3 separate regions of the Homo sapiens genome follow, and all the other regions are linked to region 1. Evidence: read pairs that join two places in POLR2A ChIA-PET (ENCODE). Cell type or tissue: Caco-2. All regions are shown on one strand. Links, peaks and the distances in the headings refer to the core of each region. The heading gives the core; the rest is flanking DNA.

Region 1 (9,921 bases), core at 2,496-7,495:
GATCTTTCATCTGTCCTTCTGCTATTCTCTGAATTCCTTTCATGGTTTCTCTAGCCTGCAGAAACTTCCAGTTCATTTGTCCCTCTACTTTGTTTTATTTATAAGCTCCATCGAGTCTTCATTTCCTTCCCCATCAGCTGAGAGTTCAGGGTTTATCACCTCCATCACATTCTTCCCAATATACTTATATTCCTTGCACAGTTATCTTTCTGGCATAACTAGAAGGATAGTAACACCCATCTGGCAGCACTACAATCCTGGAAGAATCCAACCTTCTGTCTTCTCTGAATCTGCTTCTTGGCTCTAAGTGCTGCTGGACAAAATCTCACAACCACACAGATCAGTGCTACATACATTGTCAACTTCAACTAGGTCCTCAACACCTTTCAGCGCTCCTATTTGCCAAGGCAGCTCTCTCTCCAGCTCTCCCCCAAAATCAACTTCCAAATATCCTGCATGCTCCCCAGATCTCCCACTCTTCAACCCCCCCTCCCCCGCTTGCTCTCCCAGGAACCTCCGTTACTGAAGAAAGAGCAACCATCAAAGTGATGTCCCTTAGCTCCAGACAACTCCTCTCCTTCCAGCTACCACCTTCTTTCCCCTCTCCCCTTTACAACCAAACCTCATGGAAAAAGTGGTCTATATGTGAACACTCCATTGCTTCACCTTCACCTTTCATTATTTCTCAGTCCCCTGCAGTTCTGATACCTGTTTCACCATATCACTGAAAATGCCCTCCTCAAAGACCTAGTCTTTATTCTTCCTTGTTCTTTTGTTGTTGTTGTTGAGACAGAGTCTCGCTCTGTCACCCAGGCTGGAGTGCAATGGCACTGAGGCTTACTGCAACCTCTGCCTGCCGGATTCAAGTGATCCTCCAGCCTCAGCCTCCCAAGTAGCTGGGACTACAGGCCTGTGCCACCATGCCTGGCTAATTTTTGTATTTTTAGTAGAGACAGGGTTTCAACATGTTAGCCAGGCTGGTCTCAAACTCCTGACCTCAAGTGATCTGCCTACCTCGGCCTCCCAAAGTGCTGGCATTACAGGTGTGAGCCACTGCACCCACCCCTTCCTTGACCTTTCAACAGCATTTGTCATTGCTGTCCTGTATGTCCTTTTCAGTCACTGTTTAAAAAAAAAAAAAAAGCCATAACCCCCACTCTCCTGGTTTTCCTCTTCCTATATCTCTAGTCTCTTTCTCCCCTCAGTCTCCATTGCAGCTTCTTTTCCTCTGCCATAAGAGAAACTATCACATTCTCCTTAGGCAGTCTTATCCACTACATAGTTCCAGTCAGTTTCTACAAGTGATGTTTCTCAAAGCTGTATCTCCAACCTAGCCTTTGTCCCTGAGTTTCAGCCCCAAATAGCCACAAGCCTCAACATCGTTTGACATCACCTCACACTGTACATTTCCACAACTGAATATATCACCTTCATTTCCATTCCAGCATCTCCCCCACTGTTCCCTGCCTACATAAGGGGCATCACCAGTTTCTCAGTTGCTTAACCCAGAACCCCAGAAGGCATCCCTAATTTCCCTTTTCTTTCCCTCCCCACTTGATCACTAAGGCCTGCCAAATCTACTTCTAATGTCTTTCAAATGCACACACTTCTTTTCTCATTGCTCCCACTATCTCTGGCCTGCATGCTTGTAGCAGCCTTGTCACTGTTCTTTTTGTTTCTCATCTGGGCGTCTTCCCTAACTTTCACCATGTTACAGCCAATAAAACTCTAAATGCATCTCAGGCTTCATCATTCTTCTGCCTAAAACCATCCATGGCTCCCATTACTCCTAGGAGAGTACAGAATCTGGACACCTGTGTCCTGCTTAACCTCCACTTTGCCTTTATACTGCCTTTATAAACCTTTTCTTCTGGAGGTCTTTCCCTGTATGCTGGAACAGGTTGGTCCCCTATAACACCTGCCTCACCCTAACACCATCTCATTTTTTTTTACCTGATAGAAACTTTAATGATGTTAAAAAACCAATCAGTCCAGGTGCGGTGGCTCACGCCTGTAATCCCAGCACTTTGGGAGGCCGAGGCAGGCGGATCACGAGGTCAGGAAATCGAGACCATCCTGGCTAACACAGTGGAACCCCGTCTCTACTGAAAAAAAAAAAATACAAAAAATTAGCCGGGCGTGATGGCGAGCGCCTGTAGTCCCAGCTACTGGGGAAGCTGAGGCAGGAGAATGGCATGAACCTGGGAGGCGGAGCTTGCAGTGAGCCGAGATCGTGCCACAGCACTCCAGCCTGGGCGACAGAGCGAGACTCCGTCTCAAAAAAAAAAAAAATCAAATCCTTATATAAACCTCACTCAAAACCTTCGCTTTAGGCCAGGCTCTGTGGCTCACACCTGTAATCTTAGCATTTTGGGAGGCTGAGGTGGGTGGTTCACCTGAGGTCAGGAGTTCAAGACCAGCCTGACCAACATGGTAAAAACCCCCATCTCTACCAAAAACACAAAATTAGCTGGGCGTGGTGGTGCATGCCTGTAATCCTGGCCACTTGGGAGGCTGAGGCAGGAGAATTGCTGGAACCCCGGAGGTGGAGGTTGCAGTGAGCCGAGATTGCACCATTGCACTCCAGCCTGGGCAACAAGAGTGAAACTGTCTCAAAAAAACAAAAACAAAAACAACAATAACAACAACAACAACAAAAACCGGGGCCAGGCACGGTGGCTCACGCCTGTAATCCCAGCACTTTGGGAGGCCGAGGCAGACAGATCATGAGGTCAGGAGTTCAAGACCAGCCTGGCCAACATAGAGAAACCCCATCTCTACTAAAAATACAAAAAAATTAGCTGGGCATGGTGGCTTATGCCTGTAGTCCCAGACTACTCGGGAGGCTGAGGCAGGAGAATTGCTTGAACCTGGGAGGTGGAGGTTACAGTGAGCTGAGATTGCACCAATGCACTCCAGCTTGGGCAACAGAATAAGACTTTGTATCAAAAAACAACAACAACAAAAAAACCCCTTCACTTTATTCCTCAAAACATGTATGTCCCAGTTCCCTCCATTTCAGAGCCATAAACATAAAGCCTACAGGTAAGATACTTAATACCCAGGACAGATCTTTGTGTGTATATATACATACCATATGTAGCATTATGTTATATAGTATTATATAAATTACATGAAATTTTGCATAAGATTGGTAAGCAAGTCACTTAAACTTTATGAACAAAAGTATAGGCCGGGCATGGTGGTTCATGCCCATAATCCCAGGGAAGCTTTCACAGGTGGGAGGATTGTTGTCTGGACCATCTCATGTTATTGTCATTCCTCACTTGTCTAAACAGGAATAGGGCTGAGTGGAACTACGGAAGACCTGTATCCTGCTCCTGATGTTTCCTTTTCTGCCCACTCTGTGTCTCTGAAAGCTTTGGGGAATTTTCCTGAGGAGGAAGCCTGATGTGGAGTTAACAGTGCAGGCTTGGTAACCAGGAAGCCCTGAGTCCGCCCCAGCTCAGGTGTTACCTCACTTCTCTCACCGGGTTTACCTCTCTGTGAAATGGGATGAAAGCAGGCCGGGCACAGTAGCTCACACCTGTAATCCCAGCACTTTTGGAGGCCGAAGCGGGCGGATCACGAGGTCAGGAGTTCAAGACTAGCCTGACCAATATGGTGAAACCCCATGTCTACTAAAGATACAAAAAAAAAAATTAGCCGGGTGTGGTGGCAGGCACCTGTAATTCCAGCTACTCAGCAGGCTGAGGCAGGAGAATCGCTTGAACCCGGGAGGCAGAGGTTGCAGTGAGCCGAGATCACACCACTGCACTCCAGCCTGGGTGACAGAGCGAGACTCTGTCTCAAAAAAAAAAGAAAAAAGAAATGGGATGAAAGCTGCCTTTTCACAGGTTTGAATAAAGGGATTGTGGAGAGAAAGCCCAGTAAAGCAGATGAGCTTGCTCAGGATCAGGGCCACCACTCAGGGGAATAAAGCTCTAGGGACCTCCCCTTTTTAGGAGTGTAGGTTCCCAAGATCTCCCTCCTAAATGAAGTGGCCGCTGCTCACTCCAGGGAAAACGAATCTTGTTACCACATCCACCACGGATGGCTAGAACAGGGGACCGGTACCGCATAGCAGGAGGTGAGCAGAGGGCGGATAAGCATTACCGCCGAGCATTCTGCCCCCTCAGATCAGCGGGGGCATTAGGATCAGCGGGAGCATTAGATTCTCACAGGAGCGTGAACCCTATTGTGAACTGGACTTGCAAGAGATCTAGGTTGCGCGCTCCTAATGAGAATCTAATGCCTGCTGATGTGAGGTAAAAGAGTTTCATACCAAAACCACCCCCACCTCCGTGGAAGACAAGAAAAATTGTCTTCCACGAAACCAATTCCTGGTGCCAAAAAGGCTGGGGACCACTGGTCTAGAAGACTACAACCAATTCAGTTGCAGTGGTCACCAGGAGTAACCATGTGGCCCAAGAAGGTATGTCCAGCTTCCTCCTTGCATCTTGCGGCACAACACCTTTGCGGTATGGTGCCTGGGCAGTCCCGGGTTGTTAAGGGTGAGAGTTCTAAAGCCAGGCTGCCCGTATTCAGAGACTGGCTTTGCTAAGGAACCTTGGGCAAGTTACTTAACCTGTTTCGTCATCTGTAAAATGGAGAAAATACCAGTGCTTTTTAGGGTTGCCAACCTAATAAGCATTATTCCTGCCCCAAATAAGTCCAGGCTATGTGGAAAAACGCGAATTTCTCGTTCAGCAAAGAGTAAAGCTAATACCAGAGTTTTCCTGGCCTGCAGATTTGGCCTGGCAGGAGACAATGCCATAGCCAATGTTCATGCTCCAGATGCAGACCTGGAGGCACAGAGTGATGTAGAGAGGACAATGGATCTGAAGCCATGTATCTGGGTGCCAGACACGCTGGGTGAAGCCGAGCAAACCGCTCCTGCAGATAGATTGAGTATGCACACCCAGCACTTTGGGAGGCCGAGGCGGGCGGATCACGAGGTCAGGAGACCGAGACCATCCTGGCTAATATGGTGAAACCCCGTCTCTACTAATACAAAAAATTAGACGGGCGTGGTGGCGGGCGCCTGTAGTCCCAGGAGGCGGAGCTTGCAGTGAGCTGAGATGCGCCACTGCACTCCAGCCTGGGCGACAGAGCGAGACTCCATCTCAAAAAAAAAAAAAGCATGCACAGCCTAACACTGGAGGTGCTGACGCCAGGTAGGTCAGCAGTAGACCCAGCCCCAACCCACAAGTTTCGCTCTCCAGACTGCGCAAGCGCAAAGGATACGAAAACGCCCCCGGCGTTCTGGGGGCTGGGACCGAGGAAAGCGCTGAGTATAGCTCTTGCGCGTCCAGTCACAAATGACGTCCCTTCTGTACCCCGCCCTGTAGGCGGGAGCATCCAATCAACTTCGAGAGCGTAGGCCCCACCTATCGTGGGTCGAGTTGCTTGGCGGTCGTGGTTCCGGAGGTTCCTCGGGATGTCGGTGGCCTTCGTACCGGACTGGCTGAGGGGCAAGGCGGAAGTCAATCAAGAGACTATCCAGCGGGTGAGCATCCACGCGGGCGGGCGGGCGGGCGGAGAGAAGTCGGGATCCCGAGGGGCTGCGGGGTGCGAGAAGCATCCTGTAGTGAGCGGCCTCCCAGCTGACTGTGAAGGGTGCTGAGCAGCCGGGGTGCGGGGTGAGATGGGCACGAAATCAGCACAGGCGCCGGGGCAGGACCCCGGCATGGGGTTCGGTCCCCCGCCGTCCAGACGTCACACTGCACTAACCCTTTCTCTCCTTTTTTTTTTTTTTTTGAGACGGAGTCCCGCTCTGTCGCCCAGGCTGGAGTGCAGTGGTGCATCTTGGCTCACTGAAACCACCGCTTCCTGGCTTCAAGCGAGTCTCCTGCCTCAGCCTCCTGAGTAGCTGGGATTACAGGAGCGCGACGCCACTCCCGGCTAATTTTTGTATTTTTAGTATGGGGTTTCCCCATGTTGGCCAGGCTAGTCTCGAACTCCTGACCTCGTGATCCGCCTAGATCGGCCTCCCAAAGGGCCGGGGTTACAGGCGTGAGCCACTGCGCCCGGCCTGCACTGACCCTTTCTTTCTCTGATCTTTCAGCTCCTTGAGGAGAATGACCAGCTGATCCGCTGTATTGTGGAGTATCAGAACAAGGGCCGCGGGAACGAGTGCGTGCAGTAAGTACCCCCACCCCCGCGCCCCTGACCTGTGGGTAGAGGGGAAGCCTGTGTGATGCGGTGCTTTCTCGAACTAAGAGTCTTGGGTGATTGATCGCAGTTAAGCCCCTCTTTGAACTGAGGAAAGAGAGGCTCAAAGAGTTTGCCAACCTGCCCAAGACCATACAACGAGTACACTGCGGAGCCTGGAGTCAGACGTGGCTCTTTCTTCAAAATGTGAATTATTCTCACTGCAAAGCCTCCTTCACTCAAAGCTATGCCGGCTGATGACAACAGGGATGGGGGTGAGAGCACACAGAAAACTAAGCTCAGGAGATTAGAGCCATGGCCCCTTTCTCATCTTGGATCCCTGCCTCATCCTTTCTCTGTTAAGTGAAGGGGTCAGGCCATTTGACTGCTAAGCTTCCTCTCATTTCTAACTTCCCGTCAGTCTGTTAGTGACACACACACAAAGACAAACAAAGGATTTACAAGTTAAGTCAAAGGTAAATTGTGCATAATAATTTAATGCACTCCCTAAGTAGATACCAAAATGAGAGAAAATAGAGTCTGAGTCTCTTTTCCGAATCTAGTCCAGGTATTACGCCCATTTTTTTCTTTTCTTTTTTTTTTTCTTTTTGAGACAGTCTCCCTCTGTCACCCAGGCTGGAGTGCAGTGGTGCAATCTCGGCTCACTGCAACCTCCACCTCTGAGGTTCAAGCAATTCTCGTGCCTCAGCCTCTGAGTAGCTGGGACTACAGGCGTGTGCCACCACGCCCTGCTAATTTTTATATTTGTAGTAGAGACAGGGTTTCACCATGTTGGCCAGACTGGTCTCAAACTCCTGACCTCAGATGATCCACCCACCTCGACCTCCCAAAGTGTTGGAATTACAGGCATGAGCCACCACGGCCGACCTTATGCCCATTTCTTATAGAAAAATATATTATTTCATTGTTACTGAAGAAATGTTTCACAATCCCTACCCCCTAGAAAAATTACCTACAGTCCCTCACTGAATACCTTAATAGAATAGTAGAGATATCAGTTTTTGGGTAAATCTTTACATCTGACTCTGGCATTTGGTAATTTGATTTTTAAAAGTTTATGGTAAATACCTTCTCCTTTTTCTATATGAAAAATGGTTGCAAAACATTCCATTTGGTACAGTAATTCTCAACCCAAGGGTAAGAAAGTTATCAAAATCTCCTAGTGGGGTTTTTCAATTGCACAGGCCATGCTTTCTGAGCCCTTGTCTGATTTATTTTTTTGGGTGAAGAACTCTACCCCCCCCACCGTAAACTTATGTTGATCATGAAAATGTTTTGTCCCTTCTTGAAGTTGTTGAACAGATATTTTATAAGTACAGTTGGTCCTCTGTATCCATGGGTTCTGCATTGCATTTCAAAAATATTGGGGAGCACAAAACAATGAAAAATAGCAACACAACAATAAAAAAAATACAGTATAACAACTATTTATATGGCATTTAAGTTGTATTAGTTATTATAAGTAATCTAGAGATTATTTAAACTGTGAGCCAGGTGTGGTGGCTCATCCCTGTAATCCCAGTACTGTGGCATTACAGTGGGAGGCTGAGGCGGGCAGATCATCTGAGGTCAGGAGTTCAATACCAGCCTGGCCAACATGGCAAAACCCCATCTCTACTAAAAACTAAAAATACAAAAATTAGCCAGGCGTGGTGTGTGCCTGTAATCCCAGCTACTTGGGAGGCCGAGGCAGGAGAATTGCTTGAACCCAGGAGGTGGAGGTTGCAGTGAGCCAAGATCACGCCACTGCACTCTAGCCTGGGTGACAGAGCAAGACTCCGTCTCAATAAATAAATAAATTAAAGTATATGATATGGAAGGCTGTGTGTAGGTTATATACAAATACTATGCCATTTTTTATAAGGGACTTGAGCTCGAGCATCCTCAGATTTTGATATCTAAGGGGAGGAGGGAGGTGTCCTGGAACCAATCCTCTGTGGATACCAAGGGACAATTGTACTCCTGGTACCAGGCACTGTTTCAGACTCTGGGAAATCCATAGTAAAACAGATACCAGCTCTGCACTCACAGAGCTGACATTCTAGACTCTAGAATCTATAAGGAAATGTATAATTAGGCACATAATAATAAGTGCTTTGAATAAGAATAAAGCAGAGTAAGTGGGGGGAGGAGTGCTATTTTATACATGGTATGTCTGATAAGGTGATATTTGAGTAGAGACCTGGGGTAAGGGAGCCAGCTATGCAGTAGTAAGGCATAGTGAGATAAGTAAGACAGAGAAAGCATCAGGTGGAAAAGCCCCCTAGTAGGAGTGTGCCGGATATCTTCAAGTCACAGAAGGAGGCCACTGTGGCCAGTATTCAGTGAACAAAGGTATAGCCATAAGAGGTGAGATCAGAGGGGGACTGGAGGCCCCCATCATGTAGGGCCTTATTAGGACACAAGAACAGCTCACCTTTACCTGAATGAGATGGGAGCCTTTGGAAGGTTTTGAATAGACATATAACATGATTTTGATTTAAATTGTACAGTAATCTCTCAGGCTGTTATGTGGAGAATAAAGTAGGTGCGCAAAGATAGATCTGGGAGACTAGGTGTCTACTGCAATAGTTCAAGCAAGAAATGATAGTAGCTATGAAAGTAATCAGTAAGAATGGGTGAGAATCTGACTATATTTTCCTTAAATATGTTAAACAAGAAGGTTGATAACACTGAATCATCCAGTCAGTGGATGAGCCATTCCACTAGAGTGGGTAAATTATTTTCCAGTTTTTTGTTCATGGTCGGTAAAAACAAGCCTCTGATTTTTGCCTGTTTTTTTGCCCATAGGTACCAGCATGTGTTACATAGAAATCTCATTTATTTGGCTACCATTGCAGATGCCAGTCCAACCAGCACTTCAAAAGCAATGGAATAATCTTTCAAAAGCAATAGAATAATCTTCCATTTGGCTGTCGTGAGGAGTAATTGAATGTAATCCATCTCTTACAAAATGGAGACAGGGTCTTTACCAACTCAACTGGTTAAAACATGAATGAAACCTCTGTGGCTCTTTCGAAACGTGAAAATGTGAAGAAAGCTACTAACTTAGCTGTATTCTCATGTAAATATTTTTTAAATAATTAAGCAAATCCCTCAATAAGTTGAGCCCAGGTGTCCTCTTTCCTGAACTTGGAGCATGTTTGGATAACAAAGACATCACTGGGATGTTCAAGTCTACTTTTTAGTTTCAACCTGAAGAGGAAACTCAGTAGGTGTTGGGCAGGAATTGGTGAGATTCCTGACTTGATACCTTGCTAAATGGACATGTAACTGTGTGCTCCTTCCTATCAGTTTGTAAATGTGGTCCCCCTGACTGCTGTTTTCAGATTGCTTTGAAATAAAGCTTATTTTTCTATAAAATACTGATGTGGAGGTATAGAAGTTTTCATGTAATAAGTATTCCATTTGGTTTTCAAGAATAACTGTGAGGACTTAACCATAAAGTATATAAAAACAATACTATTATCATTGCCAACAAAATGAATAGTGATTTCTAATTATTATCTAATATCATCTGATAATAGATGATGTTTAATTTTCTTCAGTTATCAGATAGTCTTTTTGTTGATTTGTCTGAACCAGAATCCAAATAAGATTCACATGTTGTATTTTGTTGATGTTCCTTTAAGTCACTTAAAGAATACTTAATAGTTCCTTTTTTTCTTTATTTGTTGAAATAACTAGGTGTTTACCCTAGAATTCTCTCGTGTTCTACATACAGTTGTATCTCTGTAGTGTTGTTAA
Region 2 (9,921 bases), core at 2,703-7,702, 540 kb before region 1:
CCTTCTATACCTTTCAGTTGGCAGGAAGCCACCTTTTTTTTTAAAATTACTTTAAAATTTATTATAAATAAAACAAAATTATTTCTGTGGTCAAGTTTACTATTTTGAAAATGGGAACTCATGTGTTTGTCATCTGCTGGTGGGCCCTGGGCCTGGGCAGAAGCCCAGCTTTCAGGTGGCCCAAGGCACTGGATTGTTTGATTTTGGATCTTAAAACTGATTTTGGAATTTTAAATCAATTTTTCAGTTCTGCCTCAGTGTCCAGTCTGTCCTTTTCATCCCCATCTGCTTTTCATTTTATTTATTTATTTTTTGAAACAGGGTCTTGCTCTGTCGCCCAGGCTGGAGTGCAGTGGCACAATCACAGCTCACTGCAACCTCTGCCTGTCAGGCTCAGGCAATCCTCCCACCTCAACCTCCCTAGTAGCTGGAACCACAGGTGCACACCACCACACTTGGCTAATTTTTTGTATTCTTGGTAGAGACAGGGTTTCACCGTGCTACCCGGGCTGGTCTCGAACTCCTGAGCTCAAGAGATCCACTTGCCTCGGTCTCCCAAAGTGCTGGGAATACAGAAGTGAGCCATTGTGCCTAGCCCATTGTATTTTCTTGAAGGCCATTTGAATATTGGTTGTGTTAAATGGAAGGACTTTTCTCTGTTTAAGAGGGCAACTTTCCTAGAAAGTAGAGTCAACAAATTGGATTTGCAGAGGTTGGGCTCTGGAGCCAGAAGGCTCAAGTTCAAGGCTGTCTGTGCCACTTGCCAGCTGTGTGTGGCTGTTTCTTGAGCTCCCTGGTAGAGCCGATGTGGGAGCCTCCTCCATCTGCATGGGGAGAAGGGGAGGTGCTACAGGTTAAATGCTTATTAATAAATGCTCTATTTGTTATTAAGAAGATTTCATGGCAAAGATCAACCACTGAAACAGCCACGAGTCTGCTGCCAATTTTCTCTGTTTTCTTTCCTGTGCTCTGTTTTTTTTTACTTCAATTACACGATTTCTCTGGATTTTTATGTTACCTTAGTTTTGGAAGCTAGAGCTACAAAACCAATGTGCTTAAGAAAATAAAAACTTTGCCAGCTGATGCTTGTGTGTTTTTTTAAAGATTTGTTTTTTTTCCTAATCAGGAAATTGGATGTGGCAATTTTGAAATGTGGTGATTAAAATTTTTCAAAGGAGAAATCTATTGTTACCATAAATGTATGCTCCTGAGGATGCATTTCATAGTGCATTACTTCTCTACAAACATGTATTTTTTGTTTGTTTGTTTTAACTGTATTTAGAAGCTGGACTCATGCTTCTGTTAAAGGAAACCTACTGTGGGAACTATTTGAGGGTAAAAATTTTGAAGGAGGAATCACATTATTACTCATTTAAACCATAAACCCAGGCCGGGCATGGTGACTCACGCCTATAATCCCAGCACTTTGGGAGGCTGAGGTGGGCAGATCACCTGAGGTCAGGAGTTTGAGACCAGCCTGGCCAACATGACGAAACCCCATCTCTACTAAAAGTACAAAAATTAGCCAGGCATAGTGGCGCGTGCCTGTAATCCCAGCTACTAGGGAGGCTGAGGCAGGAGAATCTCTTGAACCCAGGAGGCAGAGGTTGCAGTGAGCCCAGATCATGCCACTACACTCTAGCTTGGGCGACAGAGCAAGACTCAGCCTCAAAAAACCCCAAAAAACATAAACCCATTGTTCTCTGTGAGGTGGTGGGTCAGCATGGATCCGATCCTAGGTGGTGGGAAAACACCCTTTGCCTAATGCTAATGCGTAAGCTCTGGCTGCTGAGTACACCTTGTACAGACTTTGGAGAGATGGGAGTAGGGGGCATTTGCTGGACTTGAATTTACACCTGTGGTTGGGATCCAGGACCCAGACTGGGGAGTCCAGCTCTTATCCCCACCAGCAGTTATTCTGTGATTCTGAGGCAGTGCCATCTGGCTACCACCCTTAGCCAAGACTCTTTTACCTGGGATGGTTAGATATCAGGCTGCTGTGTTTAGTAAATTGAAACACTTTATAATGTGCTTTATTCAGAGTTACTGAGTTCTGAATCAGGCCTATATTCCAGGGCCATTGCTATAATTGCCTATTAGCATATACAGACAGTTTGAAAAATCTGTTTATTTGAGCTTTTTGCTTATGTGGACTTTGGATAATTGAGCAATTCAGTATATTACATAGCGGGAGTCCTTGTGCCTACACATCTCTGAGCCTGCAGAGAATGACTCTCTTCACCCTACCACTCTCTTTCCTATGTCAGGCCGGTATCTAAGCCAGTAATGTGTGTTCTGGGCCAGTGGTCCCTAAACTGAAGGGCAACCAGATAAAAACTGGAAACTTAACATGGGTAGCAGATTACCAAATTTGGAACCAGAAGCTTTGCTTCCTTGATAATCATGGTTTTGACTGAGCAACCTTTGCAATTTTATATCTTTTTGTTGATTTAAATCTTCTGTAGAGAACATTTAAAAAAAAAAAAAAGACCACACATAATTTTTACACCGTTCAGGAACTCCTAAGAGACCCTTAGGAGGCCATAACCTGGGAAGGTTGGGAATAGGGGCCACGTCTCTACGGCAGGGTAGAGTTAGAGGAATGAGGGTTTCGATGGCCCTTTGGCCATCTCGCCTGGCTGCCTGGGCTTCCCTTCTGGAGGGATTTATTGGCTCATCTAACAAGCCAGAGGATAAATGAGCTGGTGCCTAGAGTTCCTCTGACTTTAGTATCCCCACTGCTGGGAAGATGGAATTAAGAGGATGTCTACAGAATGCTTGGAGCCCTTCTGAAGGGAGAAGATTAATCACTATGTTTACCATTGTCAAGTCTGATGTAGACTAGAAGGCACAGTGTCTGCTAGAATTTATAGTACTTGCTTTGGGTGGAAGAAATGTAAATTTTTCCCCCTAAGACTAATTCCCCATCATAAACCCCTAAGCACTAATGGTGCTAATTGAGTAGTTTTCTCTTCCTTTTCAATATGTGCGTGCTTTTTGGTTATTGATTCTGGATTTCATGAGCTTTGGTATTTATTTCCTGAGTGCCCTGAAATTATTATTTTTTAAATTAGGATGGCCTCAATTTCATTTAGTTTTTAAGGGGTTATGGAAACTGATTAGAATGGAAGATACTCATAGATTTATCTAATTTAGGATAACATTTTAATACTTACTATTTAAATTCATTCTTTAAGTTAAACATGGCCAAGGTATTAGCTTGTACTTTTTAAAAGGAAAAGCTGTTCTAAAAATGCATAGTTATTGTGTACCTGAATTGTCTTCATATGTTTAATGGAGACAAGGGGAGTATAAATACTCTCACAAAAACTGATCTTTTTTTTTTTTTTTTTTTTTTTTTAAATCTGTCGCCCAGGCTGGATTGTAGTGGCATGATCATAGCTCACTGCAGCCTTGAACTCCTGGGCTCAAGTGATCCTCCCACCTCAGCCTTCCAAGAAGCTGGGACTACAGGTACACACCACTGTGCCCGGGTGATTTTTTTTTTTTTTTAACTTTTTGTAGAGATGGGGTCTTGCTTTGTTTCCCAGGCTGGTCTTGAACTCCTGACTTTAAGCCACATTCCTGCCTTAGCCTCCCAGTGTTGGGATTACAGGCGTAAGCCACCACATCTGGCCATAAAAGCTGATCCTTTAGCAGATCTGAAAAGTAGAAAAGTGGACTTAAGATTTACTTTTTCTAATTTCTGTCCCACACTTCTAGGTTTGGCATTAATTAGGTAAAGTCAGGACAAAAGAAGGAAGATGGAAACTCTGGCACCCATAGATACCTATAGTTAACTTTAATGTAAAATAATGACTATTTTTGTGTTCCAACCAATTTTAAAGGTTCCAATTATTTAGGAAAGAGATGAAAGTAAGAAACCATCCCAAATTGTACTACTCAGAAATACCTAGTGTTGGTAGCAGGGAACATCTTGCCAGAGAAACTTCTGTGTGTGTTACGTCTGCCTGACTTTATTTTTAAATAATTCATTTTCATCAAGGCAATCATATGCACATAGCTTTTTAAAACACTCCCCCCCATAGTTTCTTTTCTTTTTTTTTTTTTTTTTGGTAAAATCACATGCACAAAGCCACACAAAACAGTAATAGGATGGTGAATTATAAGATAAATCCTTCTACAATAAACATCCAGGTCAGAAAATAGAACTTTGCCAGCTTCCTTAGTAACCCCTCTCTCCTCCACTCCAAGAGTAACTGCCATCTTTTTATCATAATCTCTAGGCAACATAAAATTTTGCCTGTTCTTAAGAACTTGATATGTATGTTGTCTTTTTCAATCTGCAGGTCCCCCTCCAGGCCTTTCTTTTCCTTACATTTTATCTACTGAGAGATAGGCCGTTGAACCTGTAGAGTTTACCACGGGTCTGAAATAACTTTACTTTTGTGCATACTCACAGTGCACAAAACTAAAGTTTTGGGATTACAGGCATGAGCCACCACAGTGCCCAAGAGTAATGTCAGCATGGCTCTCAGTTCAATGTATTTCCTGCTAATTCCATGTATGTGGTTTTAAAAAAGGCAAATGCTACTCAAAGGTCAATGAAAACCACTGTGGATTCTATTCTGTGTTCCACCTGCTCTACTCTTAGTCTTGTTCCCGAAAAGTCACTGTTTCTAACTTGTAACTTTTTCTTTTTCTTCGGTTACAGTTCTTTTTTTCCTCTACAGTTCTTTTCTTTTTTTTTTTTTTTGAGACAGTGTCTTTGTCTGTCACCTAGACTGGAGTGCAGTGGTGCGATCTCAGCTCACTGCAACCTCCACCCTGGGCTCAAGGGATCCTCCCATCTCAGCTTCCTGAGTAGCTGGGACCACAGGCGCACACCAGCACACCCCACAACAATTTTTGTATTTTTAGTAGAGACGGGGTTTCCCCATGTTGCCCAGGCTGGTCTTGAGCTCATGAGCTCAAAGCAATCCACTTGCCTCAGCCTCCCAAAGTGCTGGGATTACAGATGTGAGCCACTGTGCCTGGCCTGCCTCTGTCATTCTAAATAATATCCTTGTACATGGGACATTATTATTTTTATCTTCTGAGACAGGGTGTCACTCTGTTCCCCACTATGTTGAGCTCACTGCAGTCTCAACCTCGTGGCCTCAAGCAATCCTTCTGCATCAGCCTTTTGAATAGTTGGGATTACAGGTGCCCACCATCATGCCCAGGTATTTTTTGGGGTTTTTAGTAGAAACGGAGTTTCACCATGTTGCCCAGGCTGGTCTTGAACTCCTGGACTCAAGTGATCCACTCACTTTGGCCTTGCAGGCATGAACCACCGCACCCAGCAGGGATGTTATTTTTATTCTGCTCCCATGCTTGACTGCTGGTTGAAATGGATATGGAATTCTAGGTTGAAATAATTTTCCCTCATAGTTCTTTTAACCACCTGTTGTTAAGAAGTCTTTTGCCATCTTGGTTCCTCTTCCTTTTTTATGTCATTCATTTTTTTTTTCTCTGAAAGCTTTTAGAAATATCTAAATTTTGGGGTACTGGGTGGTACTTTTAAAATTCATTATGCCAGGCACTCAGTGGGCCCTTTCCATCTATTTTTTAAAATTATTTATTTATTTATTTACTTACTTTTTCCATCACCCATTTCTTAGTATGAACCTTTCCATCTAGAAGTTTATATTCTTTATTTCTAGGAAGGTTTCTTGTATCATTTCTTTGATAATTTCCTCCTCTCATTGTCCCTCTGTTTTCTCAATCTGGATATCCTCTGGAATTGATCCTCTGTTTTTCTTCATTCTCTATTCTTAATTCTCATTCTTTCATTTGTTTGGTATTTCCTCAGCTTTATCCTTAGTCCTTTTATTTTTCTTATTTCTACTATTCTTTAATTTTCAAAAGCTTTCTTTGTAGCTTTCAAAAGCCCCTCCTAACTTTTTTGGAATGAGTGTCCTAGTCTTATTTTCTGGATACAGTGCCTTCTCTCTCTGAAGGCATTAATGATGATTTTTGGAAGTTTTCTTCTGTTCTATGCATCGTCTCTGTTTCCTGGCTTCTTTCTCTGTTTGCTTTGGTGTCTGTCTGCAAGTTGGAGGCTTTCCTCAGGTGTCTAGTGGTCTTTGGTTGTCCTCATTTGAGGGAGCTGGCTGGAGCTCTATGTGCAGAGCAGGGCTTGTTGACAGTAGGGCTGTGTTATGAACAATAAGACACTTGGCCTTTTTCACCGGGGACTGTTTGGGTATTGGTAGTTTTTTCCCTTGGACTGGTTGGTTTGCCCAGAGGGGAGCCCTCCAGTCCCCTGCTTGGCTGATGATGCTTTGTCAGTCGAGTTGGGGAAGGGAACTGAGGGTGGGGGGGTGTGAGAGTCGGGGGTCTTACACTGCTAAGTATAGATTTACAATCCATTCTCAATCCTACTTTCATTTGTGCCTGGTGTTCCAGAGCCTAAGCTTGTGTGTTCACTTTCTCTGATCAGTTTCTGCTGCAGTGGAGAAGGGACCATTGCCCGGGCGTTCAGGAAGGTGAGGACCTGCAGGAGCTGGAGAGGTATCAGTGCTCATTTATATGAACCTTGGGTCAGTCCTCCCGTTTTTAGCTATAAGCCTGATTCTCCCTTACTACCCTCCAAAGCCCAGTTCCTACAAGCCCTGAACCCCCTTAGAGTTCATCGCTTTTCCTTGGGACCCCTGCAGGTAATCTTGGCCTTGTCCCATTAAGGCAGTTAGGCTTTGTCTAGCTGTTTTTTCATCTTCCAAAAATCTGTCAAAAATTTTCATCCTTTTTTCCGTTTTCTTTGTCCTTGTGGGTTTATTATATCTTATTTTTAATTTTTATTTTTTTTGAGATGGAGTCTTGCTCTATTGCCCAGGTTGGAGTACAGTAGTGCTATCTCAGCTCACTGCAACCTCCACTTCCTGGGTTCAAGCAATTCTCCTGCCTCAGCCTTCTGAGTAGCTGGGATTACAGGCCTGTGCCACCGCGCCCAGCTAATTTTTGTATTTTTAGTAGAGACGGGGTTTCACCATGTTGGCCAGGCTGGTCATTATTATATCTTTTAAAAACTTCCTTTATGGTCACTTTGGTGGGAATTAAGGAAATAAAGTCGGAGACCCTCTGGTTCACTTTCTTATTTTGAAGGAGAATTTTTATTTTTATGTGCAGAAGAGCTCACATTATACATTTAATTCTTAAAAATTTTAAATTTTATTATTTTTTGTAGCAGTTGGGTCTCGCCATGTTTCCCAGGCTGGTCTTGAACTCCTGGGCACAAGCAGTCTACCTGCCTTGGTCTCCCAAAGTGCAGGGATTATGGGCTTGAGCTGCCGCGCCTGGCATTCATTTAATTTTTAATCCAGTTTCATGGCAACTTGTTTGGCCTTTGTCTTTTCCAGGTGGGCTTGGCTGTGCAAGCCTTGGGTTTGTGGCCCAGGGCATTGCCTCCCCAGCAGTGCAGATCTCATCATATCTGTCATTGTTGTAGATCCTGATAGCTTTCACCATTCTAGCCAGAGAGAGCTCTTAGTTGTCTGAATTAACCAGTGAAGGTGAGGGTGGTGCAGATTTTTCTATGGCGTTTCCTTTGATAATTCAGTAGGGAGCCTCCATTCTATGCCCAAGAGAGGGAGGAAGACAGCCAACCCAGTGGATCCATGCCTTCTCATTTTCCACCAAGGTGGGGATGGTATTAACCCTGTTGGAAGGTCAGATGCTCTTAGCAGGGACTTCCCCTTTATCTGCAGCTTTCTCTAAATCCTGGGCCAACATCTGCAGCTTATTTTCTTGCTTTGGCTGTCCTTTCTCCATATGGACCAGCTTGAGCAGCTGAGTGGCTATTCGATGGCCCACGACCTGAGTGAACTGGCCTTCAAAGGCTCAGAGGAGATGGCTAGCCCTTTGCTACTTGCACTTGAATGAGCCATTATGAGAAAGATAGGATGGAGAATTCTGAGTGATCTGGGAGACTGAGAGACCTTTATCTTTTAAGACATGAAAGACAATGGAGGTCTGGCTGCTTCACCCCCAATTCCCAGAATACAGTCCTGGTGGCTATCCAGATGTGTGTGGCTGAGATTTTTTTCCTTCTTAAACTTATTCCTCTTTGAGCCCTATCTTCTCTACTACCCAGTGACGTGACTCATTTGGAAGCCACCCTGTGCCTTTGTGATATGACAGCTTAGCATGTGACCAGCTTTTGAATGATTAAATCTGCAGACTCCATCAGAAGCAAGGAGTAATCTGTGAAGTCCAAACTCACAAAGTAGTTAAAGATGATTATAAATTAAAGAAGCACCACCTGGGCGGGTCTCTAAGGGACATGGCATCAGCCCTGTGCTGAACAGTCCATTGTGTCATATCTTAGGGATTATGTGGCTTGACATTACTTGCTCTTTCAGCAGTAGCCCTCACTATAGTCCCCAACCAGTACCGTCAGCATCACTGGGAGCTTGTCAGAAATGCAAATTCTTGGGTCTTCAGACCTCAGAAACTCAGGCATGGGGGCCCAGCAATCTGTGTTCTAACAAGCCCTTCAGGAGATTCTGATGCTCTTTACTGGTTTAGATGATCTTGTAGACTGGTGCAAAAGTCAGTCCTTCTGGGTTTGGGGGTTGCTCCCACATAGCCTGGAAGGAGGGAACAGTAGTCTTATCTGAGGCTTCCTCAGGGAAATAACCCTCCAGCTTAAGGCCTCTTATGCTATTGTTGAGCAGATTCAGCCTCTGATTTAGGAAAGTAGCCAATTGGAGCAAAAAGCATGATTCAGTCTTGAAGGAAAAAAATAACTTGGGCTACTCTGCGTCATGTGAAGAAGTAACTGGGTCTCGTGTGGATGCCAGTGATAACAGTTGGCATACTGGGGATTTCCTTCTAATCTTTATTCTGTGTGCATGCAGGATGTGCATTTAATCTAGTTGGGATCCCATTGTATGCATTGTTCTGTATTGCCCCCTCCCCCATTATGAAAGAGTCCCGTGACACCACAGTGTTAAGGACTGAGGTGGTAAGGGCTCCAGGATGTCAGTGGCTATCAGAGGTCCCCAGCTCTGAGAAAACTGGTGGCTGAATGCGTAGTCCCCGAAGAAGTCATTTTCCCAAGGCATTTGGAGTTGTTGGTGCTACTGGCACATTTTGGACCTCTGTTAAGGGGAAAGACAGGGGGAGCTGACTGACTGGGCTACTCCATTGCCATTTAGATTTCCTGACTCTGCAAGCTGGCTGAATGTTGCTTTTTCATGTGCTGCCTGGACTAAAGCTGTCTGATTCTTTCCTTCTGAACAATGGCTGTTTTTATGAGATCTTGCTTCTCCCAGGCAGTGGCCCACACAGTGAAGTCTTTTCTTTCCCGTTTGTGTAAGCTAGTGGACCTTATGGACTCTGTCTGGCTGACTTTTCTCTAATGTTTACAGTTCGTGTAGTGTGATAGCCGAGCTCATTTTCCGTGTGAAGAAAAAGAAAAGGTGGATAATGGACCGCCTCCCCCTCCCTGCCTCCAGAAAAAAAGGCACTCAGAGAGAAAAGACTGCAGTCCCATTCAGAGTCGGGTGGGGGGGGGGGGCGGGGGATGGCAAAGGGGGAGGGTAAAAGAGGACCCTTAGGGCAAATGACTGTTCTGGGGATGGGGTGGGGAGTCAGCCTTCTTGGGGGAGCTGGGGATACTTTGTGTAGGGCCCCATTCTGTGGTATGGGCTTCTTTCCTCCTGGACCCTGGTGTAGGCTGGAGAAATCAGTATTATGGAAGCCACTGCCTCCTCACCCCGCCCCCAGGATCTAGGCCCAGAGGACCTGGCAAAAGCTGGGTTGGCACCCACACCCAGGACCTGCCCGAGCCAAGTCCACGCTGCCCCTGCCTGACCTGGGCTGGTCAAGTAGAGTAGGCCTGAACTGCCCGGGTGAAGGAGTATCCCAAGTCCATCATACCGCCTTTCCCCTCCCTCACCAAGGGAAAATGAAACC
Region 3 (9,921 bases), core at 32-5,031, 80 kb before region 1:
CAAAACAAGTTCTTCCTGCACAGCAGGTCACCAGAGGAGGGGGAAGAGGCCACCAACCAATCTCCATGTACTAAGGACTCATAGCCTTGTGGCTGCCTGTGCTGGAGTCCAGCCCTCTGCAGGTGGCTCCAACACCAACGTCACCCACAGGCACTGTGTTTATAAGCTGAGTCCTGCAAACTCCAGTTCCCTAGGTGTGGCCAGGATCGTGAACAAGCAGCAGAGGATTTAAACTAAATGCTTAGCCTGTGTTCCTCTGCAAATAAAGGCTTCATGCCCCCAAAAGAAACCTTCCAAGAAGAACCCTTAGATGGGAACAAGCTAAGTGTCTGTGCTTGGGTTCTGCTAATTATGAGAGCCCTTGTCCTGATATCACTCTGAGATGTGGAAAGTTCTTCTTACCCAAAGCACAATCCTGTATCCTTATGTCTCCCCCTCTTCCTCCCCATCCCCATCAACACTCACACAGCAGTTCTCATTCTCTTCTTCTACCAGAGCTCAGCCTTCCCCAAGAGGAAGTGAGGCTGGCAAAAAAAAAAAAAAAAAAGAATTTGCAGCGGGGAGGCTTTGGGCTGTTGGCTAAGGGATGTAAAAATACAAGGAAGAGAAATCAGTACGGGGCGAAGGTAACTGGCAGACTTGAGACCTCTGGTGGGTACGGCTGGCACTTGTCAGTGGGTAGGACCTTCAGCCTACCTGGGGTTATGCAAGGCACTACGGCTGTGGCTAGGCTTGGATGTGGACAGCAGGGGCAGCCTGGCATGAGGACTGGACTAGAGCTTTGGCAGTCGCTGCTAACCCCCCTGGTGCCTGGCTGGTGTCTTTTACATGTGACCCTCAACCCCAATTCTAGAAGTAGGTGGTATTGTTATTGTCCCCATTTTATAGATGAAGTTGAGTAAATTGCCCAAGTCATCCAGCCAGGAAGCAGCAGACAGTCTCATTCTGGAACCTGTGGTCTGAACTAGGCTCTGCCACCTCGTGAAGAGGGGCTACTACTTCCAGGGTGGGCGACGGCGTGTCACATGCTGCGCTGGGACTTTAGATATTTTTAAAATTAGTAAAATATAGAAATCTGAATTGACAGCTCAGTGAATTGTCACATATGTGTACACCTGTGTCACCACTGCCCAGGTCAAACTATTATACATTCCCATCACCCTAGCAGGCTGCCCTGCAATGAGGGGAAGTCTTATTTTGATTTCCTTTAGTGCTCTCTGCAAAGCTGGGAGCATGTTTCTCCTTTCTTTTGTGACTCCTGGATCCCATGATCCAACTTATGTCCTTTACCCACTCCTTTTCTGCCCTTCCTCCTCCCACCTTTTCTCTCCTCTCTCCCCTCTTGCCTCCCAACTACAAGGGCTGCACGTTCTCGCCCACTCACGTGCAAAAGCCAGCAAGGATGGGAAGGTGAGCTGCTGTCCTGTGTGCCTGTGATCACACTGCTTTCTCTCTGGCTCCTCCATTCCCCCTGTGTCTCTTTTTTACCCCATGATTTCAGCAGGGGGCTGGCAGAGTAGAGTAAATAAGTCGTGAGATATGAGATGGTTTCTGTAAAGGGCTAGGGTCATGTGGGAGAGGGTAAATGAAACCACTCCTGAGCCCCCTGTCCTCTACTCCCCATTCCCCTGCCTCCATTAACAGTTGCAGGCTGGAAAAAAATAAAATAGCCCTCTTGACAAACCTCAGAAGCACAAATCATCCATGGAGGCTCTGCATGCTTGGCAATTTGCAGACAGTTCTTTCTCCTGCCTCACCTTATCCAGCCTGCTGCATTCTGTGCTCCTCTCAGAGACCAGCTTCTCCTCGGAGGGACTCATGCTTCCTGCTGTGCTACTTGGCTCCTCCTGCCCTAGTTCTCTGGCCCCAGATGATGAGGCTGGGGCTTCTGATTCGAGGCAGTAGCTGTGGTCTCAGGCTTCCCTTGAGGGGATTGAACATGGCCTACGAACCTGAGCATGGCCCACCCTGTCTTTCAGAGCCCCTTGCATCTAACAGCTACAACTCCCAGCATCTTCACCCATACCCCCATCACCACACCTAGCCTTTGCTCCAGATCTCAGAGAACCCCACATGGACAGGAAAAAGCAGGGCTTTCTCTCTAGCCCCTCACCAATTCCTATGCTTGACTGAGCTCCAAAAAGTAAGCTTAAAGGCAGCCTGACCCTGCCGTTGAGCTGAGGCTAGAGAGTTTTGGTCCAGGCTGGGCTCTCAGCACCTTCTTTGGGGCAGGAGTTCCTAAGCCCAGAAGGGACCCAGGCTGAAGAAGACTGAAGAAGTCCACAGCATCTTCTCCATCCTGGTCTTCTTCTGTCCTCTGCCATGGGGCTAGCGGGATGTGGGAGGTGAATGACAGGGAGTTGGCAGGAGAATCCTGAGTCTAGTTGGAGACAGGGACTAACCAAGTCTTGTTCATTCCACCTGCCCCCTCCTCTCTGTGCCCTCTCTTTATACCCACTGTCCTGCCCAGGCTTCATCAGTTCCTGCCTGGACTGGTGCAGTAGCTTTCAGCCCCACCACCTGCAACCTGAGGGATCTTTGTAAAATGTGTATCCCCCATCCTCAGTCTCCTGCTTCAAGTCTCTGTTGGCCCCCATGGCCTAGGAGTGAAAGCTCACACTTGAAAACTGGCATTCCAGGCCCTTCCCAATCCTACCCCAGTCTACATCTCTCAACTTGTCTCCTGATGCCCCCAGAACTCCTTGCTGCAGCTACACCAGGCTTCTCACAGCCTTGCATGTATTAGGCATTTTCATGCCTCCATGCCTGTGCACACGCTGCTCTACTTTCTGGGGTGCTCTTACTCCACTTCTAATTGTCTAACTTGCACATCCTCCATGACCTACCTCTACAGAATGAGTACAGCATACCCATTCTGTAGGAAGCCCAGACTCCAGCTATATCCCACCCTGGAACACTTCCCTGACATCAGTAGACTTGGCTATATTCAGCCAGGGAATTTTTCAACTCTCTCTGTGTTCCTGAAGTCCAGAGGGATAATGAGGATGTTTAGAATAGGGAAATAAATAAGTGGGAGAGGAAGTCCAAAGTCTGCCTGAATTCCTTAGTGATAAGGACTAGAGGGAGCTGCCCTGGCCCGGTCCCTCAAAGGGCAATGGTTGACCAGAGGGTCCAAGGCGAGGCTGTGTTGAAGGATTGATGCAGTCCAGACCAGCGGTCAGAGACTTAGGTCCCATCTGGGAATGCGCATTTGCTGGGTGACCTCAGGTCCCTCTTTGGGTCTCCATTTCCTCTACCCCTCCCCAGATAGGGCTCAACACTAAACTAAATTGTGACAAAGAGAGAGCTCATCTTCCAGACCACACCCACTGTTTCATAAACACCACAGGCTTCGGTACCCACCCCTCCTTTCTCTCCAAACTGCCTCTAAGGAAGGGCTGTGTGTCTGTGCTGCTGAGGGGGCAGAGTTGGCTGGAGAAGTTGACCCAACACTCTTCTACCCTCAGAGAGTCGCAAGCAGAAGCTGCCAGAAATCCTAGGCGCCCATGGTGATTGGGAAACAAATATTTCTTGGCAAACTATATGGCCACAGTCCTGGCTTAAGAAGGCCCAGAAAGTGAGGGCGTCCATTATCTTGTCCTCAGAGGGCAAGGCTGGACACTTTTGTTTACAGCGACCAACAGAAAACTCAACTGATCCAAGCCATAAAGGAAAGGCATCAGCTCATGTTGCTAGCAGTAGAGCTGGTTTCAGGCATGGCTGCATTCACAGACCCAGACAATATTAAGAGAACCTGATTTTTCTCCATCTCTCTATTCTGCCTTCAGCTGTATAGTTTTTATCCGTGTGTTCCACTTGTCAACAAGAAGACAGCAGAAGCTTGAGCCCTTGCTTCCTTTAAGGTTTCCAGTCCAGTGGGGAAAAACCAAATTCACTTTCTTAATCACTTAATCCAAAGTCCCAGGAGTGAGCCTCCTGGCTCTGAGTAGCCTGACTCAGGCCATGTGTCAGGCACTGTGGCCAGGAATGCTCTGATGGACTTAAGCCTTGGTCACATGTCAATCCCCTGGAAGAGGGTTCATCAGAACTCCATGAACTAGAGGTAGGGAAGGAGGTTGTTTCCCAGACACAGATGAGGACATGGCACCAGAAGAGAGTAAAGGATGGTGGAAGGCAGAAACAAGAGATATCTGCTACCATCCATCCTGTTTTGACGTTACAGTGTTATGAGAGATAAGAATGGACAGGAGAATCAGGAGACGCTGGGAAGGGGCCAGAAAGCAGAAAGAACCCTGTTGCTGGTGGGAGATGGGGTTGGGATGGTACCTTGGTGAGAAATGTGCTCCAAGACAGGCAAGACAGACCAATGATGGGACACAAGGCAGGGTAGCCAGTACCCAGATTCCTCTTCCAGAAGCCACCTCTGAGATCTTCCTGGCCACTATTCCCCCTATACTTGAGGATGAAACAGCCACAAATCCCTTGAGACAGAGTGTCTTGAGCATTTCAGCCTGAGTAACCCTTATGGGAAGGAGAGAAAGCACATGACCCCAAAGAGGAACCACAGACAGTTTCCTTGAAGTCTCCTATCTTTTAACAGTTATACGAGTAACTGTATCATGCTCCATCACACAACTGTGTTACTTTCAATAAGTTTTAAATGACTTACCAGCTAATGTCTTTACCCCCATTGGCTGGTAAAGGTGCAAGATGGAGCTCGTGCTCACTGTGGCTTCCAGGGCAACAGCACTTAGGCAGGTGAGGTCTGGATGCTGGGGAAATCTAAAGGAGTCCTGGAGAGGGAGGCCTTCCCTGGACCTGGACGAGGTCAACCATGGTGCTAGCTGCTTCTGGGAGTGTTGGCCTGCAGGTGACCTGTGAGACAGAGGCTCCACCAGAGAGCCCTCAACAGGAATGAGAGAGCTGTTTGGGGTGGAAAGGACTTGGCTGTGCAGCTTCTTAGGCACTGAGTTGTTCAGCTTCAGCTTGGACCCCTCTCCCTCCGCAGCAATGGATTGCTGGCTGCCAGCTGGGATGCACATCCCAGTAAATGGAGCTGATTTACTTAAAACAATGGTCAAAGTACTAAGCACTTTGGTGCCTGCAGGCCAGGAGGGACCCCCTTAAAGGAAGGTCCCCCACCTATGTTCTTCCCACGGACCCACTTCAAGAATCTCTAAGTCGGCAGGGGAGGTGGTTGAGGCCCACGTAGCCTACAGAGAAACTGAGGCCCAGGGAGGTAAGGACCCTGTCCCAGGGTGGGAGGGACAAGCTGGAGGAGACACTGAGAATGTCTGATTCTGGAGTGGTCTTGCTGGACTCTCTTCTATGGCCCTGGTGGAAACTGACATTCTTCTCCCAGGCAGAGATGAGGAAACTGGTGTGGGGTTGCCGGGGCCAGCAACCACTTTTCTAAAGCCAAAGACGCAGAAGGTGCTGCCAGTCCAACGCTTCCTCCATGGAGGCCTTCACCCACCCACACCCATCTAAGAGTTCCCAAGACCTGTTTTTTCTGGCTATTCCTAGACAGCCATCACCCCCACTCACATGTCTTCCACAAGGTCAGTGACCCCAGTCACACTGGTCTGGCCCACCCCTGATCCCTGGCCAGGGTACAGGGAGGGGAAGAGGAGAAGCTTGGACTTTTCCATCCCTTCTCTTCACCTTCCAGAAGCAGGGGAGGCCTGGTGGGATCCTAGAGGGGCTCTCTTACTTCCTTAAACCTCCCCACCCTCAGTAGATCTGGTATAGCTTGAATTATTTAGAAACTAAAAAGGAGGCAGGTGAGGTCTGGGCAAGGAAGGCCAGAGTCCCCTCCCTAGCCTGGTGACCCAGGGGACTGAGCACAGAATCCTGGAATGACAGAAGCTGGAAAATACAGCTAGACTCCTGGATTCTTCCCAGGGCTGGCCCTGGGAACCAGAGGCCAGGATCCAACTCCACATAACAGAGTAGTAGCACGAGCTGGCCCCACTCATCAGGGAGATCAAGACAGGGACAGACTCTCAAACCAAGCTGGAGAGTGGCAGAGTCCAGAGGGCCAGCTCAGGCCTCTAAGGGGAGGCCCTCTTGCCGCCATCTGGAGTTGTGCCACCCGCAAAGAGACAAAGCAGTTACAGCTGCAGCACTAATGGGGGAGCCATCAAGAAGCTGTGGCAGGGTCCTCGGGGCCGACCCAGGTTTGGGGGCAATGGACAACAGGTTGGGGTCAGGTTCAGGTTTCAGTCTTGGGTTGGTATTGGGGTTCCATCTGGAACTTGGATCTCTTCCAGGGAGAGGGCAGGTGCAGTCCAGAGACTGGGCCTGGTGCTCCTGAGTCTATGGACGAGGCTGATGGGCCCTCCCTGTCTTTGTTCTCAGGGCGGCCAGGCGGCCAGGCTGCAGGAGGAGTGTGACTATGTGCAGATGATCGAGGTGCAGCACAAGCAGTGCCTGGAGGAGGCCCAGCTGGAGAATGAGACAATAGGTGAGGCCCCCATGGGCAGAGAGGGGCTGCATGCCCCCAGGGAGCCCAAGATTCCTCATGTCTCAAGCTGAGATCCAAGTCACGTTCGTTCCACATTTATTGGATGATGGTGAGGAGCGGCTGGGGAGCCAGATGGAAGAAGAAAGGGGCTAACAGGCTTCCACATTCCCACCCCAGGTCTGGGGAGCTCCCAGCCGCAGCTAAGGAGGACATACTAAATTGGGGTTCTGAAAAGTACATGGAGCCAACTCTGCCTCTGGGGGTCCCTATCCCTCTTCTCCAGGAAAAGTGAAGATCTCCATGGCGGCCAGCCCACCCAGGACACAAGGCCCAGGGTGCTATGTGGTGGGGGATCTGTGACCAATGAGGGCAGGCAGGTTCCAGGACCCCCTGGAGCTGGCATGGGAGAATTAGCCCCATAACACCACACTCCAGGATTAGAACATTGTACTGTTAGCATCTCCAGAGGAAGAAGAGGCACATTCAGTCACAATATGTGACCCCCACAGGGACCACATGGAAGCTCAAAGCCATCTTAGTGGTCCCGAGCAAGAAGGGGCACAAGTTTTGTCTGGAAAGATGTGGAATACTCACCACAGCCAATATTCAGCCTGGAAACTGAGGCCCACTCCTCCCTCTCAACCCCAGGCTCTGCCTCTGCTACATCCAGAGGACCGATAGTGACACCACACACACACACACACACACACACACACACATACACACACGCCCAGCCCCTAAGCATACACATACAGGCAAACACACTGGCCTCTCCATCCCAACCCACCCTTAGTGGCCAGATGAACCATCAGCTCATTATTCGGCTGATGAGACAAGTCAAGGTCAGCCCCAGGGGCTGAGCACATGAGGGCCCCAGCCACTCCTCCTCAGGGGGCTGGGAGAGCCCCACCTGGCAGTGTGAAGGGTAGTGCCCAGCTACCAAGACTGGACAGCAGGGCTATCAGGACAGATGACAGCACCCTCCTTTTGACTCAGCAGCCCCAGGTAAGAATGGATGGAATTCTTTGGTACCACTTGAACCAGACTTGGAGGGGTGAGCAGGTTTGGAGAAACAGAGAGTCTGGGAAGGTGGGAGGCACTGAGGCAGACTTCCCATGGGGAGTGGGGCATGGTTGGCAGGTTCAAGTCTTACTGCCAGGGACACCAGCCTGGCATGTCTGGGCTGGAGGCATGAGATGGCTGGGCCCGTTCTGGGCCTCCATCCCAGGCCATCTCCCCGCGGCTGAGCTTACAGTTATGTAACAGCCTTGCTCAGGAGCAGGGAGCATCTTTACGTCTTCCTGGCTCCCTAGTTCCCCTTCCACCTCTCTAAAGCTGACAGTTATGTAACCCCTTCTGGGTCCCTCTTCTTGGCCCTGGTGCCCAGGCTGTCTGCCTCCTGTTCTGTAAGTGAGTATGTGTAGCCTCACAGATGGGCTTTGCCTACCCTTGTCTCAAAGCAGGACAACCCCTTGACTCTAGGGCCCAGAGACTGAGGCATGGGTCACGGGGTGGCTGGGCCTGCCCACTACCTACAGGCCCCACCCCACTCCACCAGTGCAGGGAGCCAGGACCAGGTGCAGACAGGCTTTGGCAGGCCCCAGCGGTGGGATCATAGGCAGCCCCAAGAGGCCCAGACTCTAGACTCCACTGCGCACCTCCCACGCCTGGGGACAGGCCACCCTCGTGATTCCAATGAGGTCACTGCTGGCACAGCGTTCCCGTCGGGTGCCAACACCCTGTCACCAGCAGCCAGGCTGGGATGCAGAGAAGGGCCAGCATAGGTTGTGGCCATGGGTCTGCCCGTGACCTTCTGTAGGGCTCTGTGCGTGTTCATGCACATCTAGGTATGCGCTCCTGGCCCATGTCTGTCTGGAGCTGCGTCTGTGCCTCTGGGGTCTATAGCTCTGTGTCTGACTCTGAGTATCTTTGTGAGTCAGAAGTGTGTGTCTATTTAAGCTTGGGCACATGCCATCTCGACATGCCTAGATGTGTCTGCCCAGTGTGCTGTGTCTCTGTGTGTTGGCTTGTATGTCTATCAGTGTGAATGTCAGTGATACACCCAGACATGTCTGTCTCTCTGAATGTATGTCTCTGTGAGTTGTGTGTCTCTCTGTGCCCATTTGCTTGTGTCTGTGGTCTGTGTTCAGGTAAGTGTACATGTGTGCATGTTTGCATGTGTGCCTGGTGTTCTGTGTACTGGCATGTACATGTCAGTGTGTGTATCTCTGTGTGCACACAAGTCTACAAAATGACACAGCAGAGGCCCCACCTCATCTTGCCTCACCATCCCTTACCCCAAGCTCTGGGTTGGGCTTTCCTGCTGAGGGCACAGCCCCACCTGTGGGCACACACAGCCAGCCTGGGCCCTGTATTTCTGTAGGCCTGGTGACATGTGTGATGGGACCTATGGGGCCTCATTAGGGCAGGCACACAGGAAATACTCCCGTTGCCTAGCCCAGGACAACAGGCCATTCCAGGTACCAAGTATATTCATGGCTGTCACCCCGTCCCCTGCTTCCCTGACCATGTCCCTCATATTGGCCTCTCATCCTGCTCCCCTGCCCTGCTGGCTGCCCTACACCCCAGCACCAGTTCACAGCCCAGCCTTGGTTATGCTGAGATTCCTTGAGGCCAAGTGTGGCCTCCCAAGGGCAGGGCCTGGTTTCCTCTCTTCTGTCCCACTGCAGTGAAGCAGAGCTCAGGGCCAGAGACCCAGCCCCGGATTCACTCCCTGGCCTGTGCTGGCAGCCGGAGGTTTAGAGAGCCCAAAGTCTGGCAGGGACTCAGACACAATAGCCGGCCTACAAAACAGGGCGTGCCCAGTGCTGTCAGAGAGGGGTAAACAAAGTCCAGCAGCAGCAAAATTCCCAGAGAAATGACAGGCCTTCCAACCAAGAGGAGTGGGAATAGACTGTACCGCTTACCAGCAACATGACCTTGAGCTGGTTTTCTAATCAGTCTGTGCCTCCATTTCCTCATCTGTGAAATGGAAGCATTAAATAAGTTATTCATCCAAAGAGGTTAGAACAGTGCCTGGCACATGCAAATGTTATATGAATGTTTGCTGATATTCTTAACAGGGTCTTGAACCCCCAGCAGGGTTTGACTGACCTGAAGTGCCCCTACTCAGCTTTCAGAGAAGCTGGCCCAGAATGGAAGAGGGACTGACAGCCAACATGAGGCCACAAGAGCCCTCAAGACAGGTTGGGGGAAAAGTGGTCAGGGTCCATGACCAAGGAAGGCTGCAATCTCTGGCCAAGCCCTAGGGATCCAGGTGTCCTCCTCAGCCTTCAGCTATAGATGTGGCCTGACTGCTGCAGCCCCAGAAAGTGCCCCTTGCTGCTGCCAGCCCACTCCAATGCACACAGTCCCGAGGCTCTTCCCCAAGTAAACACATCCCTCCACCTCCTCTTCCCAGACCCCCTTCTTGGGAACTTGTGAACCTTCGGACCTGAGCTGGGCTGGGCTGGGCTTGGCCCAGCTGGCGTTGA

The links. Peaks named below come from ENCODE experiments on the same cell type or tissue, not always from the same donor. Only the 100,000 strongest peaks of a DNase experiment are listed, where the experiment ranks them.
Region 2: POLR2A ChIA-PET joins it to region 1 with 5 read pairs; 4 of 35 experiments call an interaction of 5 or more read pairs at or near these places.
Region 3: POLR2A ChIA-PET joins it to region 1 with 6 read pairs; 10 of 35 experiments call an interaction of 5 or more read pairs at or near these places.

Annotation. Positions count from the first base shown.
Region 1 is chr3:42,585,458-42,595,378 of GRCh38, forward strand. SS18L2 (SS18 like 2) reads left to right here and starts at 5,403. Exons shown (of 3, transcript NM_001370300.1): 1 at 5,403-5,509; 2 at 6,068-6,144; 3 at 8,965-9,921. The coding sequence starts at 5,441. The coding sequence ends at 9,052. It also overlaps a transcript of SEC22C not described here. In Caco-2, for the core only: no CTCF peak of the experiment used is centred there; a DNase peak (open chromatin) is centred at 5,324; H3K4me3 peaks cover 2,159 bases.
Region 2 is chr3:42,043,865-42,053,785 of GRCh38, forward strand. It overlaps a transcript of TRAK1 not described here and the pseudogene RPL7AP83. Among named protein-coding and RNA genes, the nearest start is that of TRAK1, 43 kb to the right of the region's middle. RefSeq lists an enhancer at 7,658-8,159. In Caco-2, for the core only: no CTCF peak of the experiment used is centred there; no DNase peak of the experiment used is centred there.
Region 3 is chr3:42,507,428-42,517,348 of GRCh38, forward strand. VIPR1 (vasoactive intestinal peptide receptor 1) reads left to right here. Exons shown (of 13, transcript NM_004624.4): 2 at 6,322-6,427. Among named protein-coding and RNA genes, the nearest start is that of VIPR1, 9.7 kb to the left of the region's middle. RefSeq lists an enhancer at 1-224. In Caco-2, for the core only: no CTCF peak of the experiment used is centred there; DNase peaks (open chromatin) are centred at 84 and 3,114.